Regions from separate parts of the Homo sapiens genome. Here region 2 is linked to region 1. A link is a contact called in ENCODE Hi-C data. All regions are on one chromosome and are shown on one strand. Each heading gives the region's core, a stretch centred on a gene start or an enhancer-like site at or near the end of the contact. The rest is flanking DNA. Distances are from core to core; before and after follow the strand shown. Region 1 holds the start of LINC01509 (long intergenic non-protein coding RNA 1509). Region 2 overlaps LOC105376214 (a long non-coding RNA gene).

Region 1 (3,619 bases), core at 31-2,530:
CATAGATGGAGTTAGTGGCACTGCAAGACTGGACCCCAGCTGGGTGCTCAGGTTCCTTTTCTACCTCAAAGGAAAGGTAGAAACCATCCCTATCTGCCACAGAGGAGCAGACTCCAGAGAAGCCAAAGCCTAGCCAGCGAGTAATCATAACGATGTCCGTCTTTTAGCGAGTATTTGTCATGTAGCAGACACGTTATTGCACATTCCCACTTAATGGTTACATGACCTTGTCCCGTCTATTTTCACGTTAGCCAAAGGGAAGCCTAGAAGTCCACAGTCCCCGGGAGCTGGAAGCCAGGCAGTGACAGCGCCAGCGTATTCTCCTTGACTTGATTGTAAATTTCACAACTTTGGTAGCTTCAACAGGGAGGAAGAGGAGGGGCGCCGGCTCCCTCCAGCAAAGGCGGCGCGGAGCGGGTAGCCAGGTCCGGAGCCGTCCTGTGCCGGGCCGTCCGGTGGGGGGCACTGCAGACCGCGCGGGCGCTGCGCCCGCCTCTAGCTCCGGGCGCAGAGGGGTGGCCACGCTCTCCTGAGTCCCTCGCGCCCCTAGCCGCGCCTGGGAGAGCGGACTGGCCTCCCAGAGAGGATGCGGGGGAAGCCGCACAGGGGCCCACTGGGACTGGGTAAGGGCGCGGGATGGGATCGGCTCTGGATATGGGTGCCCCCCGAGCCGCGCCCCACCCCGCGAGCGCTCCCATTTGCACCTCCACTTGAGCACGGAGCTTCAAGAACGAGCTATTCTGGGGTGCGGGTTCCGACACTAGGCCCCACACGGATCTGGGGACTGGTTTGGCTACGACCTGGCGGAAGGGGGGAAACCTGGCCTGAGAACGGAAACTGCGGGACGATCCGGCGGCGCACTTAAATCTGGCTCCGCTGCTTCCTCGCCCCGCCCCCGCTGTCACCTTCCTCTGCTTCTGCGCAGCGATTCCACACCCCACTCCACCCCATCCCACCCAGACCGCTCACCCGATTCTGACTTTGAACCCAAAAGCGATCAGGCGTGTTCTGGGCCCGGCCACAGCCAGCGGGCGCTCTGGCCCTCGCAGAAGCCGCCGCAAGCGGGCATCGCTGTCCCCAGGGAGGGGACCCCAGCTAGCACCAGTAGAGGTGCAGTCACCCTTTTTAAGGTTACTCGGAGGGTAGATGCGGCATCCACTGACCTTGATCTTTTCCCACAGTCACCTGGGACCCAGGCATATAATGTGGGCAGTTTAATGAGGTGTAAACGAAGTGCAAATGGCCTAGAAGCCCCTTGAATGTGAAGCAGGATGGAGGCTTTCTTTAGAAGGGGGGTTTTACTCACTCTGGGAATTCTGGTAACAGCAATAGTCTCTGATTGTTAATTGGTCATAATTACTTTGTTAGAAGTCTGTACACCATTCCAAGTTCTAAGGCGACGAGAAAGAATATTTCTGACATTTACAACGGGAGGGAAACAGCATATTACTTTCTCCATTAGGATATACATTAGCATATTGTTGAATTGAATTTTCCGCCTTCACTTTTTAATATATTTCCAATTTCCAACTACTCCCTGGAAAATTTTAAAAAGGGGCAGCAGAAGGATTGGTGATGTGCATGCCACAGATGGAGATGGAAAAACTGCCCAGAACATGTTGACATTTGTAAAAAAGTTAACATCCCCCCACACTTTAAAACTATGATATTAGGAATAGCATAATGGCAAAAGTTACTCGTACAACATCTGTTCCTTCCAATGGGAGGATTTCTTTCCTGCCAAGAATTTATGAATTTTCTATAGGAGCTTGGTTCTGTTCGGGGAAGAGGGAAGGAAGCCAGCCAGAGCAGCCCCTTGGCTTCAGGGAATGCAGGGATGCATTGCTCCTGGCTTTTAGATGGCTCCTGAAGCTGCTGATGGGGCCAAAGTCACCCTTCAGAAGGACTTGGCTGCAAACAAGAAAAATCTCCAACAGCCACCCATGGTTTAAAGTGACTAGGCCGTCACTAAGAAAGGTCAAGGCCATATGGCTTGAGGACAGAGATGAGTTGGTTATAACTCTCATTCGCAGAAGACCTAATCCTTTTTGGAGGGCAAAGGAAAGAGTTTATTATAGGGATAAAACCCAACCAACTCATATCAGTTCATTTCAAATGTTTCATTCATTTTCACATTGACCAGATAAGTGTTTGTTCACTCATCTCAGAAACTTCAATCTCTTCATCTACCATCAATTGTCTTTTACCCTTGCTCAATTGAATCTCTGGTGACTGGAAACTTTTATCTTTCTAAAAAAGCATGATGTGAGTGCTCAAAACAGCCATCTGGGTGAATAGGACGCTAAGTGGATTAGCAGTTGAAACATTAATGATTCACTTTTGACTCAAAGCAAGTTTATCTAAGCAGATTTCCAATGGTCTTCTCTTTTGCAATCAAAAGAACTTTCTGCTCTAGAGAAGCCTCTGTCCAGGAAGGGGGAGATTACCTTTTTGCACTTTAAAGTGGACCATTTTAAGTTCTTGATTTTTGTTGTTGTAGAGACAGGGTCTCACAAATTTGCCCAGGATGGCCTTGAACTCCTAGCCTTAAGTGATCCTCCTGCCTTGGCCTCCCTGGGATCACAGGAGTGAGCCATCATGCTTGGCTTTTTTTTTTTTTTTAAGACAGAGTCTCTCTGTCACCCAGGTTGGAGTGCAGTGGTGTGATTTCAGCTCATTTCAATGCCCCCACCCCCGACACCCCTACCCTGACCCCACCACTCCGATGCCAGGTTGAAGAGATTCTCCTGACTCAGCCTCCTGAGTAGCTGGGATTGCAGGTGCCTGCCACCACGCCCAGCTAATTTTTGTATTTTTAGTAGAGATGGGGTTTCACCATGTTGGCCAGGCTGGTCTCACACTCCTGACTTCAGATAATCTGCCTGCCTCAGCCTCCCAAAGTGCTGGGATTACAGGCATGAGCCACTGCACCCAGTCTTTTTTCTTTTTTTTTTTCCACTTGGAATATTTTTAACGAAACATGAAGAAAAACTTTCAATCCATTTAAGATCAGGAATCTAAATTGGGAGTCTGTCTGAGCCTACTCTGGCTCAGGAAGCTGCCTTATAAAAATAATAATAATGATAATAATCTAAGTTGTTCCCATTTGGCAGTGGTTGCGGGGTGGAGGAGGACAACAGCAACCAACATCAAGGGTTTGGTTCAGTCTTTCAAATCAACAATGTTTATTGAACACCTACTATGTGCCAGGTAGTTTCCTAGGCATTGTCCTCCTCCTCATTCTAGAGGGAAGCTAGAGAATAAATAGATCCAGTATATGTTACAGTTCAGGTAATCGTAAGTGTCATGAGACAACATCAAGCAGGTTAAAGAGATAACAACATGAGCAAGGTGGGAGGGCTCTTTTAGTATAGTCAGAAAAGGCTGCTTCAAGGAATTGGCATTTAAGTGGCCCTTCTAGAATTTTCTGAGTGCATATATACCCCCCAACACGTAAACATAAATGTATTTTACCAAGTTGGATAGTACTAAGCTCCTCCCCTTCACCCTGCCCCCTCCCCGTTAACTTCTGAACATTCTTCTGCATATAATGAGCAGGTGGCTCAAGAATATGGGTCTGAGTAGAATCAGGTTTAAATTCCAGCTCCATCACCTGCTT
Region 2 (3,273 bases), core at 767-3,266, 680 kb after region 1:
AGTCGGTCATGGTTCTAGATGGTTTAGATACACACATTAGCCAAGTTAAGTAACGCTAGCTGCTATGTAAACCACCTCTATAACCTCAGCAGGTTAACACAATAGACCTGCTCACAGGTCTTGCTCACATAATGGTCAATATTTCTTGCTCACATAATGGTTCAGTGTAGGCTGGGCGATGCAACTGGGTAGCTCTCCTCCAGGCAATAAGTCAGGTATCCAGGTGTGTGAATCTGCCATGCAGGTGGGGGACACGGTGCATGGAAGATTATATTAAACCTTTCATGGTCAAGGCTAGAAATGTCATACAACACTCTGTCGACATTCAATTGGCCAGCACCCAGGCGCATGGCTCTGAAGAGGCTATTAAATGAGCTGCCTTTATGTGTCCAAGAACAAGAAATGAGGTTGATGAGCTACATTCTGCCTCACAGTCCGTCCGATCTCTTTCCTGGTTGGGTTTACATCAACTATCTCTTTTCCTGGCTTTCAGGCAGCCCATGATTGGTTGAGCCTATCTTTGCTTCAAAGTGATAAAGGCAGTCCTGTTGAGTGGGACCTGGCTGAATTTAATGACAGACTATCACAACCTGAACCTGAATACTTTGGCAAGACGTGACATTTCCATTCATTTATATGGCAGAGCATGGACTATCCACCTGTAAGGGCAGGCCACTTCCAGTCACTCTCAAAGGGTCTCTATTTCTAAATTCTTGTAATATTTTATGCTATCCTCTATAGACTGACATAATCTACTTGCTTACATGTTCCTTTTTTCTGGAAGGCCTTCTGTCATTCCATAAACTGGTACAAATATCTTGTCTGGGTGCATTTCTTTCTTCTTGAACCTTCCGCACCGTAACATCCTTTACATTTTATTGTCATTTAACCTTTTGATCTTTGAGATAGACAAGGGAAGGGACCGTGTCTTGAGCACATATTTCTTTATTCTTAGCATCTAATACATTACATAAAATGTTAAAGCCACTGAAATGTTTTTATTTAATTAATCGTTTATTTACTTAATTTAGTATTATTTCTTGAATGCTGACTGACTGAATGAATGATTGAAAAATGAAGAAAAGCCAGGTATGGTGGCACTCATCTATACTTCCAGCTACTCAGAAGGCTGAGACAAGAGGATAGCTTGTAGTCAGGAGCAGGAGGCTACAATGAGCTCCGATGGAGCCTATTAATAGCCACTGCACTCCAGCTTGGGTAACATAGCAAGGCCCTGTCTCTAAAAAGATAAACAAATAAAAATTTAGAAAATAAATAAAGAAGATTAAGAGAGTGTAGAGTTGTCATTCAGCCTGCTTTAAAGTTTCCAGACTAGCTTTGGAATTTAGAGGAAAGAAATGAAAACCTCTGGATGGCTTATTGATTCTCTGCAACAGTTTGGTGGTGAATCCAAGATTTTTATTGCCATTTAGTGGATAAGAACACTGAGGTCAACATCATACTGTGGGTCAGTAGAAGAGATGACATTTCAACTTGCATCTCTCTGGCTTGAGCCCCTGTTCTTTCCTCTCATGAGACCTCATTGCCTCCCTTCTGGTGAGTGAAGGAGTATGATACCCTTTCTACTTGTGTAGTTCTTTAGGGTGTCCCAGGCATGTCACAGCCAGAACCTCACTGGTGCTGGCATGGCAGCTATCACTGGGAGGATGCACTGAGCCCCTGCTTTGTGACAGAGCCAGCTGCCCAAGGCACAGCCAACAGCTTCTAATCAAAGGGAATTCTGAAGAAAAAAAAAAACCTTCAGCAATCTTCTGGGGATTCTTCCTATCAAAGTCCCTGGCAATAAATAATACATGAAAAGAGATCCGCTCATGCGAAGGTGGACTTCAAAGCGGGTGGGGTAACAGTGCTCAAACCCACCACTTGGCGTCTGTGCTGTCTGCTCATTCCAGAAGTTAATTCACAGAGAATAGCATGAGGGAATGCCTGCCTCCCTGCAGCTGATTCATGGGAACTCCGAGCCTGCATTAACAGGAGGGAAGGGCAGCTTGCTAGTCTTTCAAGAGCATTTTCCCAGCCCCAAGCCTTAGAGCTAGGCCTTGGACTGCTGCTGTGACATGTGTTCTGAGCTAGTCCCAAACAAGCACAAACACAATAGCCTCCACTGATCAATGCAGCAGGGCTGAAGGATGGAATCCAAAGCATGAACCCTGAGAACAGAAAGTCCCAGCACTCGCTCTGTGCAAGTTGCCATGAACTCCAGCCATGCATCCTGTGGCCAAGGATGGGTGGCCCCCGAGCAGGAAACTCTTTGGCAGCCTCCACTGCGTGCTTTGCCTGCTGACAAGAGCACACCCTGGCCTTGGTTATTGCCCTTATAAAACAGCTCAAGGAGGATGTGAGCCAAACGTTTTAAATGTGCCTGGAAGAAAAATGTTAACTATGAATCCACGCGGTAGAACAGTACAGTACAACTGCAACAACACGCAGCACTGCTCTCAGAGAAGGGGCCAAGGAGGAAACTGCAACTGTTGCCCAGGTTTCCTGTGGCTTTTCCTTTTCCTCTCTCTGGGGCCAGGGCTGCTCTGAAACCCACTTTGCAACAGAATCTGAGAAATGGGTGCTTTTGTGGCTGTAATTAGAGTCATAGAATTTACAGAATTTTCCCTATTAGGGGAGACTTTAATCCTCCAGTTTGCATGTAAATAGAGACAGAAATTGAAGCTTATAGAGGTCATCATCAAGGTCTATCCTTTCTTACTGAAATTCATTTTGCCTGTTTCCAATCCACATTTTGCAAAAGAAAGTTAATGCATGTAGGATGTCTTTCATAATCGGTACCTATTATCTATCAGGTAATGTCTTAGGTATTTTTCCCATAGCTTATTGAATCTCCAGTACAGCCTTAGAAAGAAATATTATTACCTATATATTAAACAGAAAGAAATAAAAATTGTAGGTGTGTATGTTCCAATACCGGCAAGTACTGGAACAAGCATTAGATCCCTAGTGTCCCTGACCCCAGAACCTCTGTTCTTTTCATTGTGCTAAAATGCCACTCAAGTGTCATTTAAGAGACACATAAGTGTCACTTACACATAAGTGTCTCATATCTCTGGGCTACTGATATCCATTTTTTCTCTAATAACTCTAATAAAGATATTCAATGGAGGTAATCAGAATGATCTTTGAGTACTTCCATCAGGATAAAACCTATTTTGTCCTACCTCATGTTGAAATACCAGAAGCACCGTAGGAAAAAGGACAAGAATGCCCACCAGTGGCATTAACATTTTTTTTTTTTACACTTCA

The links. Hi-C counts contacts between places; a loop is a spot of excess contacts on that map. Pooled maps may share reads with other maps.
Region 2: a pooled map shows a loop between it and region 1 (4-fold over the local background). The contact joins the enhancer-like site here to the promoter of LINC01509 in region 1. A Hi-C loop is called at or near these places in 6 of 50 pooled maps.

Annotation. Positions count from the first base shown.
Region 1 is chr9:107,465,305-107,468,923 of GRCh38, forward strand. LINC01509 (long intergenic non-protein coding RNA 1509) reads right to left here and starts at 1,281. Exons shown (of 8, transcript NR_121581.1): 1 at 1,164-1,281. RefSeq lists a silencer at 368-547 and an enhancer at 1,050-1,549.
Region 2 is chr9:108,140,660-108,143,932 of GRCh38, forward strand. All of the region lies in intron 4 of LOC105376214 (a long non-coding RNA gene), which reads right to left. Among named protein-coding and RNA genes, the nearest start is that of KLF4, 650 kb to the left of the region's middle. Within about 2 kb of position 2,017, at least 20 of the 41 ENCODE cell types and tissues checked have a DNase peak (open chromatin) inside an H3K27ac peak, as active enhancers do.